2 separate regions of the Homo sapiens genome follow, and region 1 is linked to region 2. The links are chromatin loops, found by intact Hi-C in ENCODE. Cell type or tissue: natural killer cell. All regions are shown on one strand. Links, peaks and the distances in the headings refer to the core of each region. The heading gives the core; the rest is flanking DNA.

What was found. Peaks named below come from ENCODE experiments on the same cell type or tissue, not always from the same donor. Only the 100,000 strongest peaks of a DNase experiment are listed, where the experiment ranks them.
Region 1: it touches region 2 in a loop (24-fold over the local background); 57 of 110 quality-filtered maps call a loop at or near these places.

Annotation. Positions count from the first base shown.
Region 1 is chr4:174,357,010-174,367,224 of GRCh38, forward strand. All of the region lies in intron 2 of LOC105377547 (a long non-coding RNA gene), which reads left to right. Among named protein-coding and RNA genes, the nearest start is that of MIR4276, 62 kb to the right of the region's middle. RefSeq lists an enhancer at 1,577-1,706. In natural killer cell, for the core only: CTCF peaks have their summits at 8,177 (motif pointing right) and 8,381; a DNase peak (open chromatin) is centred at 8,202.
Region 2 is chr4:174,713,085-174,715,584 of GRCh38, forward strand. It overlaps GLRA3 (glycine receptor alpha 3), which reads right to left. Exons shown (of 10, transcript NM_006529.4): 5 at 2,404-2,486. Among named protein-coding and RNA genes, the nearest start is that of GLRA3, 110 kb to the right of the region's middle. In natural killer cell, for the core only: no CTCF peak of the experiment used is centred there; a DNase peak (open chromatin) is centred at 1,517.

The DNA of each region.
Region 1 (10,215 bases), core at 6,644-9,143, 350 kb before region 2:
CCCAGCTAATTTTTTATATTTTTAGTAGAGACGAGGTTTCACCATGTTAGCCAGGATGGTCTCGATCTCCTGACCTCATGATTTGCCTGCCTCGGCCTCCCAATGCCATTCTTAACATTTAATTTAAACTTGCGGCCAGGAGTTCAAGACCATCCTGGGCAACATAGTGAGATCCTATCTCTACAATTTTTTTTTAATTAGCTGTGCATGGTGACATGTGCCTGTAGTCCCAGCTACTTGTGAGGCTGAGGTGAAAGGATTGCTTGAGCCCAGACGTTCAAAGCTGCAGTGAGCTATGGTCACACCACTGCACTCCAGCCTAGGCAAGAGAGCAAGACCCGGTTGCAAAAAAAAAAATTCTTCCTGCATTCAATGACATCGCCTTTCATTTTGGCCATTTCCTCCCCTCCCCAGTTGTGACCTCCATACTGGGTTATGCTCCAGGTCCCTGATTCCTTTTCAGAAAGTCTCTGTAATTGGAATTGGAGGTGTGAGAGGAGTTCACAGTCACACAAAGCCTGCTGAAGTATGGTAAGCCTTACTCACACAGGCAACTTTTAACTGTGATGACATCTCAGTAAAATGTTATACAACTACGGTGTCATTTAAATATTCTGTGACATTTTCAGAGGAAACTTTCCAGTACATAAAATCATCTCGTGTTACCTGAGAGAATGACAACTCTGTTTTTAAAATTACTCTGAAATTCCTAGAAAATCAAACCAAACCGAAAACCTCACTATGTTTTTTATTTTACTGGTAAATAAATATTTTTTCTTGGTCATATTTAGGTTATGGTGAGAGTTAAGTAATATGTCTGAGAGTACATTATTTACCATAAATCTTTGTACAGACACTCCTATTTTATTAGCTATTTTCAAAATATCAGAAACTAATAATTCCCCTTCATTTCTACAGGGCAATAGTGATCCTAGACCAAATTCCTTCCTTTTTCTCTCCAAATTGGTTATGATACTGCTTCCTCAGGTTGGTCCACTATATTTAGGCGTGAAGGACAAGGAGAGACAAGCTGTCACTGGTCAAACAAAACAAAACAAAACAAAACAAAAAAAAACACAGATACAAGGGCTTTTCAGGTTAGTCCTAGAGAATTTCACAACATTCCAGGGTTTTCACTGCTTCTGTGAGTAAATTTTCTTTCCTGCTCCCATGCAGGAAATGGTTCAGCATCGTCAAGCCATTCAGGCCTTCGTTACTGCCATGTTTTGAATGTGCCCCCCCCTCAATTTCATGAGTGGGAAACCAAATTTCCTATGTGGCAGTATTGAGAGGTGGAACGTTTAAGAAGTGAGTGGTTCATGAGTGCTCTGCCCCCTGAGTGGATTAATCTACTCATGAGTTAATAAATTGATGGGTTAATGGATTAATGGGCAATCATGGGAGTGGAACTGGTGGCTTTCTAAGAGGAAGAGAGGCCTGAGCTAGCACGTTAGCATGCTCAGCCCCCTCACCATGTGATGGTCTGCACTGCCTCAGGTCTCTGCACAGTCCTCACCAGGAAGAAGGCTCTCACCAGACACTGAGCCATGCCCTTGGACTTCCAAGCCACCTGAATTGTAAGAAATTTCTTTTCTTTATAAGTTACCCAGTTTCAGGTGTTCTATTATAAGCAACAGAAAACAGACTAAGACAGCTATGTTATGAAGACTCATTTTTGAAAAAACATAGACATGATCCTTAAAATAAATACATATGTGTGTAGGTGTATGTGAGTTACACAATTCTAAGATTGCTTGTCTTCAAATTATACAACAAAATAATTAACATGAAAAAGAAGCACAGTATAATGTTATTATTTTTCAGAAAAAGCTGTTAGACTAGGATGGAGAAAGTGATGTCATGTAGTCAAGGGAAGTCTTTGATTTAAAGGGGGATCTATTTACTTATTGCACATATATAAACAGCTTTAAAGAATATTAAACCTACTAAGCTACTTATGGTTTTGCTCTGACAACTACTTCCTTTGGTTTTTGGTTTCAGTTGGCTTCTCTGAGTCATCTTGCTTCTCTGAACAAGTGAGGTATTTGCTGTCAGTGATGTGGGCTGAATCAATACAGTGTCACTGTTTATGCTTTAAATTGATGAGTTTTCAGAAGGTGGCAGTGGTATGAGAGCCAGTGATTCAGCTCACCCTAGGATTGTTAACAGAGGTTAATATAGTAGATAAACGGTGTGTTCTATTTTTCTTTCAAAATAATGATATGTTAAAAATATTATGAACATGGAAAAAGCTTTCAATAAAATCCAGCATCCCTTCATGAAGAAAACCCTCAACAAACTAGTCATCGAAGGAATATACCTCAAAATAATAAGAGCAATCTATGACAAATCCATAGCCAACATCATACTGAACAGGCAAAAACTGGAAGCATTCCCTTCAAACTGGAACAAGACAAGGATGTTCACTGTCACCATTCCTATTCAGCATAGTACTGGAAGTCCTAGTCAGAACAATCAAGCAAGAGAAAGAAACAAAGGACATCCAAATAGGAAAATAAGTCAAACTATATGACTTCATGGATATGATTCTATACCTAGAAAACCCTAAAGACTTCACCAAGAGGCTCCTGGAACTGATAAATGACTTCAGTAAAATTTCAGGATACAAAATAACTGTACAAAAATTAGTAGCATTTCTAAAAACCAATAACATTCAAGCTGAGCGCCAAATCAAGAACGCAATTCCATTTACAATAGCCAGCCATATACAAAAATTATGTAGGAATGTGTCTAACCAAGGAGGTGGAACATCTCTACAAGGAGAACCACGAAACTTTGCTAAAAGAAATTACGGATGACACAAACAAATGGAAAAACATTCCATTCCATGCTCATGGATACAAGAGTCAATGTTGTTGAAGTGACCATACTGCCCAAATTATGGTCATCAATCTATAGATTCTGTGCAATTCCCACCAATATCATTTTTCACAGAATTAGAAAAAAACAATCCTTAAATTCTTATGGAACCAAAATGGAGCCCAAATAGCCAAGGCAATCCTAAGCAAGAAGAATAAAACTGGAGGTATCACATTACCCAACTTCAAGCTATACTACAGAGCTGCAGTAACCAAAACAGCATGGTTCTGGTAAAAAAACAGACACATACACCAATGGAACAGAATAGGGAAGCCAGCAATAAAGTCACACAGCTGCAGCCATCTGATCTTCAACAAATTGGACAAAAATCAGCAATGGGGAAATGACTCCCCACCCAATAAGTGGTGCTAGGAAAGCTGGCTAGCCATAGGCAGAAGAATGAAACCGGACCCCTAGCTTTCACTATATATAAAAATTAACTTGGCTGGGTGCAGTGGCTCATGCTTGTAATCCCAACACTTTGGGAGGCTGAGGAGGGTGGATCACCTGAGGTCAAGAGTTTGAGACCAACCTGGCCAACAAGGTGAAACCCTGACTCTACTGAAAATACAGAAATTAGCTGGGCATGGTGACAGGTGCCTGTAATCCCATCTACTCGGGAGGCTGAGGCAGGAGAATCACTTGAACCTGGGAGGCGGAGGTTGCAGTGAGCCGAGATGGTGCCACTGCACTCCAGCCTGGGCAACAGAGTGAGCCTCTGTCTCAAAAAAAAAAAAAAAAAAAAAAAAAAAATTAACTCATGACAGATAAAAGATTTAAATGTAAGACCTCAAACTATGATAATCCAAGAAGAAAACATAGGGCGTTCTAGACATTTACCTTGGGAAAGAATTTATGACTAAGTCCTCAAAATCAATGGCAACAAAAACAAATTGGCATGTGGGACCTAATTAAACTAAAAAGCTTCTGCACATCAAAAGAAACTATCAACAGAGTAAGCAGACTACTTACAGAATGGGAGAAAATATTCACAAATGATGCATCCAACAAAAGTCCAATATCCAGCATCCAGAGGAAACTTAAACAACTGAACAAGCAAAAAACAACCCCATCAAAAAATGGGCGAAAGTCATGGACAGACACTTCTCAAAAGAAGATACAAGAGGCCAACTGATATATGAAAAAATGCTCCATATCATTAATCATCAGGAAATGCAAATCAAAACCGCAATAAGATACCATCTCACACCAGTCAGAATAACTATTATTAAAAATTCAAAAAAACAACAGATGCTGGTGAGCGTGTGGAAAAAAGGAACACATACTCTGTTGGTGGGAAAATAAACTAGTTTAGCTACTGTGGAAAGCAGTCTGGAGATGTTTCAAATAACTTAAAACAGAGTTACCATTTGACCCAGAAATCCCCTTACTGGATATATATCCAAAAGAAAACAAATTATTCTACCAAAAAGGCACATCATGCGCTCACCTGTTCATTGCAGCACTATTCACAATAAGAAAGATATGGAATCAACCTAGGTGTCCATCAACATTGGACTGAATAAAGAAAATGCAGTACATGTACACCATGCAATACTACACAGCTATGAAAAATAATGAAATCATGTCCTTTGCAGCAACATAGATGCAACTGGAGGCCATTATCTTAAGCAAATTAAGCAGGAACAGAGAACCAAATACCACGGCCTCACTCGTAAGTGGGAGCTAAACGTTGGGTACTCGTGGATGTAAAGATGGGAACAATAGAAACTGGAGACTACTGGAGGGAGCAGAGAGGGAGATACATAAGCATTGAAAAATTATTGGGTACTATACTCAGTATTTGGGTGACGGGATCATTCATACCCCAAACCTAAGCATCTTAGAATATAACTAGGTAACAAACTTGTATATATACCCCTGAATCTAAAATAAAAGTTGAAAAAAATACGAATTAGACTTATATTCATAATTGATAAGTAACCACCGTGCTTTAAGCTTCCATACAGAATTTTCTTTGCTGGTAATAGTTTCTTATATATGCTAATTAAGTTGGTAAAACTCTGCTATTCTTCCATAGAATATTTGCCTAATCTGTGTTTCTTTCTCTTAAAATATCAAATAAACTTAATTTTCATGGGTTTGCTAAATATTTTTGCTCTGTCTTTAAGAGTTAGGTCAACCGAGTTGTTGGTGTTGAAATTCTCCAGCATTCAAACTATGGTTGGTCATTATGGAGACTGAAACTGTTTAGTCTCATATGCCTCTGGTAGCAATAGTTTCTCTCCCATCTCTATTTTGCATGTTCTGATTTTGCTTGTAGACTATAAAATGCAATCTAGCATAAGGACTGCCTTTATTGCTTTTTAATCCTAGCATCTAACATAGCATGTTTTGCAGATGCTCCTCAATTTACAATGAGACTGTCACAATAAACCCATCATAAGTTGGAAATACTATAAGTCAGAATACATTTAATGTAGCTAACCTACTAGACATCATAGCTTAGCCTAGCCTACCTTAAACATGCTCAGAACATTTACATTAGCCTACAGTTGGGCAAAATCATCTAACACAAAGCCTGTTTTACAATAAAGTGTTGAATATCTCACGTAATTTATTGACTATATTACACTGTGTAGTATAGTACTGGTTTACCCTCATTATCACCTGGCTGACTCAGGGCTATGGCTCACTGCCATTGCTCAGCATCTAGAGAGTGTCATACTGCATATCACTAGCCTGGGAAAAGATCAAAAGTCAAAATTTCAACTCTGGTTTCTACTGAATGTGTATCGCTTTTGCACCACTGTAAAGTCAAAAAATCATAAGTTGAACCATCCTGTCTGGGACTGTCTGTATACATCTTTGAGCTCCACAAATATATGATATTAATAATGGTACAATATTGTAAGTAATATTTTAAATTTTAGAAGAGTAGTACTTACTAGAGGAGTATTTCCTGTGTAACTGAGCACTGTGATAAATCCACCTAATACTTTAGCTCACTTGTTCCTCATAACAATCCTATTTTACAGATGAGGAAATGCACTTAGACTAGGAAACTTGCCCAAGGCTTAGGATAAATATATTTCATCTTAAAAGATAGGTGTGATTCGAGCTGTCACTGGCATTATCAGACTTTTTATATCAGATTTTATTGATGATAGATGACATAAATTGGGTTCTTAATATGTTAAGCATTGTTCTGTTAATTAACTTATCTTCACAGCAACATAAAGAGGGAGGTAGATTATTACTTGTATTTTGGAGATGAAAAATGCCGACATTGAGGGGTTTAGTAGCCAGGCCTCAGAGGTCCTGTAGCTAGCTGCTAAAATACCTTGCCAGGATTTAAATCATGGAAGTCTCTTCAATGGTATGGCTCTCTGCTGATTTGTTATACAGCCGTTTATTTAAAATTAGGTTTTAACCCAGCACATGATATGAAGATTATTTAAGATTTCATTTCCCATTTTGAATAATTTTCTGTGTTTTACTAGCCAAAGACATTTAATGTTAGTTTTCATTTTGATAAAATTATCTCATCAATATTTTTACATTACTGTCATCAAAAGGCTGTTGTTGAGATTAATCATGCAATGTGTTTAACTAGAAGATGAAATAAAAGTCACATGTTACACACAAACACACTCAACTGATTTTTAACAAAGGTACAGAAACAATTCCAGGGAGGAAGGATTTTCTTTTCAACAAATGGTGCTGGAGCAATTGGACATTCTAAAAAATGCACCTTGACTAAAACCTCATACTTTATTGAAAAATTAACTTAAAATAGATCATAGGCTTAATGATAAAATATAAGAATATAAAACATTTAGAAAAAAATCAAATAGAGAATATCTTCAGGACTTAGAGCTAGGCAAAGAGTTCTTATTGATTACACCCAAAACATGATATGTAGAAAAAGTTTTTTTATAAATTGGACCTTGTATTAGTCCATTTTCACACTGCTAATAAAGGCATACCTGAGACTGGGCAATTTACAAAAGAAAGAGAGGTTTAATGGACTTACAGTTCCACGTGGCTGGGGAGGCCTCACAATCATGGTGGAAGGCAAGGAGGAGCAAGTCACATCTTACATGGATGGCAACAGGCAAAGAAAAAGCTTGTGTAGGTGAACACCTCCTCATAGAACCATCAGAGATCTCATGAGACTTACTCACTCTCATGAGAACAGCATGGGAAAGACTCACCCTCATGATTCAATTATCTCCCACCAGGCCCCTCACACAACACATGGGAATTCAAGATGAGATTTGGGTGGAGACACAGCCAAACCATATCAGACCTCATCAAAATAAAGTGTTTGCTCTGTGAAAAACCCTGTTAAGAGAATGAAAAGGCAAGCTACACAGTGAGAGACAATATTTTTAAAGACCATATAGGACAAAGGGATTGTATATAGAATATATAAAGAATTCTTGAAAGTCAACAGTTTTAAAAATACAAAATGATCAAAAGACAGACACGTTTCCAAAGAGGAGTGGATGGCAAATAAGCACAGGAAAAGTGTTCAGAGTCATTTGTCATCAGGAAAATGCACATTCACACTACAGTGAGATACCACTGTAAACCTATCAGGATGGCTAACATTAAAAATAGTGGGCCGGGCATGGTGGCTCTTGCCTGCAATCCTGGCACTTTGGGAGGCCAAGGCAGGTGGATCATCAGGTCAGGAGTTCAAGACCAGCCTGGCCAGCATGGTGAAACCCTGTCTCTACTAAAAATGCAAAAATTAGCTCAGTGCAGTGGCACATGCCAGTAGTCCCAGCTACTTGGGAGGCTGAGGCAGAAGAATTGCTTGAATCCGGGAGACAGAGGTTGCAGTGAGCCGAGATCACATGCAACGGCAATCCAGCCTGGGCAACAGAGCAAAACTCCGTCTCAAAAAAAAAAAAAAAAAATTAGTGATAACACCAAATGCTGATGAGAATGCCGAGAAACTGAATATCTTTTACTTTGTGTGAATCAAAAATGACAGAACCACTCGGGAAGTAACTTGGCAGTTTTTAAATAGAAATATATGTACCATTTTTGTAACTTCATATTAATCTATAATTATTTCAAACAAAAAGTTAAATTACCTGTCAAAGTAAGATGAGAATGAGTTGTTATTGTATTCATCATTTTGTTGCAATGTTTAAAATAACATCATTGATAATGTACTCATAGTAGATATGTGTGGCTATTTTTTAAAAGTTTTTGTCTCAAGTTGCTTCATATTAAAATGTCTGAAACATTCTAGCATTTCAAGAATAAAAATTTCCTTTAAAATGTTAGTCATGACCTGGCAAAATTTTTTTTTTAATTCTGAACAACCACTGGGTGGCAGTAAAGGCTTGGGTTTTTGTTCATTTGCCTGGTGTTTTGTTTTTTTTTTTTTTTTTTTTTTTTGGAAAGTTGAGAAAATAAGGAACTAATTTGGTTCTGCTCTTAGCAAATAAAAAAATCTGTAGTGATAGATATTATTGCTGATTGGCAAGGTTTAAGCTGCAAATCCAATCATTAAGAAATAATATTTGTATAAGTTAAAGCAATAAATAACACACACTCTAAGGGATCATATGCAGAGTAAAACCTTATAAAAATAAACCTTGGGCTAACAGTCTGAGACGAGATGGACAATTCTAGAAAAAAAAGGAGTTTGGCATTGCGTGTTGTAATGGCATGTGGGATTTTCTGGTTCAAAATTTTACTGGCTTTCAGAAATTCTAAACAACCCCTTTATTTTTCTGTTTCCTCTCACTAATAATTAATTACACAAAATTCAACTAGTCTTCATTTCTTATTTGGAAAATAGTTTTCCTCTTTTAAATGTATATTAAAATGTCAGAATATGAGGAGAATGATAGATTCTCCTCTATAGGAGACAGAATATATCACATTTTGAAATGTGATGAGTAGATACATTTTGAAATGTGATATCACATTTCAAAATATTAATGTCTTTTTATCTTGACAAAACTGAGAGAAAACCTCTATACAACCTGTTGCATTTTTCATAAAGTTTACTTGCCAGGAGCAAATTGAGACATTGACTTTAATAGCAAGTTTGATGAGATCCTATGCTTTTCTTCACAGCTTAACCTCATTAATGCATCTCATTCTAAATATATATTATCATCAAGGATGAGGCATTTATTTGCATATGTTACTGTTCTTTTGTGTCATCCTAATGTCATATAAAATAAAACAATGGATATTAGGTCTGGCACTACCCAGGTAGAAGAGTCACATTCAAAACTTCTGCTGAATATTCATAATAGTATTGTCAAACCAGATTTCCATGTGAATCAGGCATCAAAACAATTTACAACCAAAAGGTCCAGTATTTAGTCTGTCTTCTCAACCTTATGGCTGCAGGACAGTGAGGATGGAGCAGAATGTCTGTAATGAGACAACTACAGTGAGGTTGGGATAATAATTCATCATATCATTGTGTGATTTGAGTGTGATGATGCCGTGAAAATGCTTAGCACTGTTCCTGGGTGACAAGAGCAAAACTCTGTCTCAAAAAAAAAGAAAAAAAAAAGAAAGAAAAAAACAAAAGCTATGCCCTGATCACCTTGGGTATATGTCATCAGGACGTCCTGAGGCTGCGTTATGGGCATGAATCCTCAACCTTGGAAAAATAAACTTTCTAAATTAACTGAGACCTGTCTCAGATATTTGGGGTTCACATTTGGGTGACCACAAAGGGATTCTGCATGGAGATGCCCCTGACCTTTGACAAATCTCCTATTGGTGTTTGGTACCAGCTTGAGCTATCTTTATGGCTCAAACCAACAGAACAATTTGCTGAGGCCTGGAAGAACCCCTCCAGAGAATCCCTGATCTCCTAAAATTTGGTCAAGATCTAAAGTTTAGTTTGCTATACAACTGTTTTGGAGTTTTACTTGCTTCCAACCCAAGAAAGGCAAGTTTTTTCTGCTTCCATGATGATGGAAGGCAGGTAACTCCTTTATGGAGTTTGAACTCACTTCCAACAGGTAAGATGAATTTGAAATTTATCCTGTTTCTAGGATAGTAGAGAGCAGTCTTTAGCATGAGACATATTCCTAGGTAAGTAACTGAATTGGGAATTTTCTTGGCCAAAGTGAAGATTAACAACCAGCTGGTCTTAATTTCTCCTTACCATTAGAGCGCTCAGTAATCATGTAAGTTGTGCCGTCATTTGTTTTGCTTAACAGTTTTTTTGTTGTTGTTGGGTCTTTTCCCCGTTGGGTTTGATTAACTCTATCTGACTTGATCAAATCTGAAGGAAAGTTCCAAACTATCCAAAAGCAAATTACAAATTATAACAAACTATCCAAAAGCAAATTATAAATTGTCTTTTTCTGACCTAATTAA
Region 2 (2,500 bases), core at 1-2,500:
ACATTAGCATCTGCCACAGAGGTTTAATAAACAAAGTCTCTATGGTTAGCTAAATTAAAATTAATTCCTAATAAGAGAGCAGGAAGTGCTTAATGACTGAAATATTAAAGAACCCCTTGAACAATCCACTCATATTTCTTATAGAGGAATTAAGAAACAAAGGGGAAAGAAAAGAGGCTCTCTTTTCTCATGTTGAGAAATGTTCTGAGAAAGGCAGACACATGGGAGGTCTTACTATGTCAGCTTTTGTGTCCTGCAAAATAGCCCCAGTAAGCTTTCCTTATTCAAAACATAAGCCCAGTGATCTAACCAACCCTCAGGCACTGTACTTTTTCTCATCTTTCTTTAATAACTAACATTCTTGGAATAAACGATTTCACTTGCTGCTCCCACTTCCTCATCACTCACCTAAAAACAAAAAACCTTTTTAGATTCCAGCTTTGACCATCATTATTCTAATCACATTTGTCTTCGTTAACAATAACAATTGCTTTTTTCAAGTACCTTACAAAACTTTCTTTGCAGCATTTGATTTTGTTACACAGAACTCCTTCACAGTCCTTTCTCTTTCGAGGTTGAATCGTGTTGATTTTAATTTGCCATCTTTGCCTTTGTCTGGAATTTTTTCCAACAACTTCTAAATGTAGGCATTTCTTAAGCGTCTGTTCTTGTTTGTGTTTTATTTCCTCTCTACATTCGCCTCTTCAGCTATTTCATCTGATTCTTGAACCACTCTGTATATGGCTTTTAATAGTTGATCTTCACTTTTCACTCCCTCTTTGGCTTTAGACCTAAATTTCCCAGACCTCAAACATATTAAGATGGATTTTATCAATTGTCCCATCAACATTTGCTTCTCATCCCCTGTTCCCTTTCTTCATCAATGCTTCTAATCTGATCCGTTTATCTAAGCTATTTCTCTCTGACACACAGGCATTCAGTGACTTCACAACCACTGCGAATCAGCCTCTCCTGTTTCTACCTTCCACATAATTGCTCTTTGTCCTACTTTCTGTTCTTTTTCTGGAAAATTATGAAAACTTCTTAAACAATCTTGGTTCATTTAACTAAAATAATCTTTAAGAGGTACAGCAAGGACCAAACAATTTTCTTGCCCCTTATATGTTGAACCATTTTAGGGTGCCACTTAGAGGGTCCCGCACATTTTAAACTCTTTGCCCTAAATGTACTTAATTTTTCAACCAAGATATACAATCAGCCTGTCCTCAAATTGCCCTTCTTCAATTTCAAAATCAGGTCTGCTGCTTCTCCCCATGTAGATTGATTGCTAAGTAGCCCCCCAAATTTTAATTTATTTTATTTCCTCTCATTTACGTTAGTACTTTATCCATATGTATGCTAATTATTTAAGAACTACTTATAAAAGTAATCAATTTAAATTTTCCAAGGAGGAGTTATCAGAGAAATTGATATTTCCACTTCTTAAGAAAAACCAAACAGGAGAGGGAGGGGTATAGTCACGTTGCCCCACAAAGTTGGTCTGCCATCTAGTGACAGCTCCATCACACTACAAGCCTTGTCTTTGACACCTGGAGTCTGAGGCTCGGCCTTCAAATTTTCCTCAAGGAATGTGTCAAACAGTCCTTTTATTCCCCCTCGGATAACATACTGTCATAAGGTAAAATATTGCATATTGCTTAATTTTTATATGAGATTAAACACTGTAAACAATTAATTTAGGACTAATTATATAGATCAGAGAAAGGGTAGGATGTGAAATGTTCATCTGTGTTAACGTTGATCAGTGAGGCATATGGGTCTACTTTGAAAGAAGAAATGTAGAGGAATACCTGAAAGCTTGAATAAATCTGTGAGAAAGTGTGAGACATTTTTTCTTCTGAGCTAACATACATAACATACCCAGCAGAGTGATATTAAAATAATAAACATTGCTTATCTGAAGCAGCATAGGTTTGGAGGCAGTTTGTCACTGTCACCTTTGTGAGTTGGAGCCGAATACTCAACCATTCAACATGACCACTTTCACATTTGAAAACGTAGGGATAACAATATCTTTGTTGTCAGTATAAGAAAAAATATATATAGACACTTCGTTGAGAAGAGGCTCCCAATAAATAAGTGATAGTTTGTTTTTAATGATTACCATCCTTTTCACTTCTGATGATGTGTATGGAAACACATATCTAAATATCAAGCTTTGAAAATCTGTTATTTTTAGATCCTCAATTTGTTTCTTTCTCATAGTGTGGAGTGCATGTGTTGATAGGTATCATTATTTTCAGTACCTGGTGAAAGGTTACATGCCTATTCAGTAAATATGTGACCAAAATGATTACAAAATAAATTATCCATATTAGGCATTAAAAGCTTGTATCTACTATAATGTAAAAGTATTTTAAAAAGTAAGTGGTTCATACTTACAGCTTTCCAGTTGCATTATACATGTTTGTACATCCATGGGAAAATTCTTGAGATCCATTGGACAGGAAAGTGTTAATGTTAATCTGAAAGTCAAAGT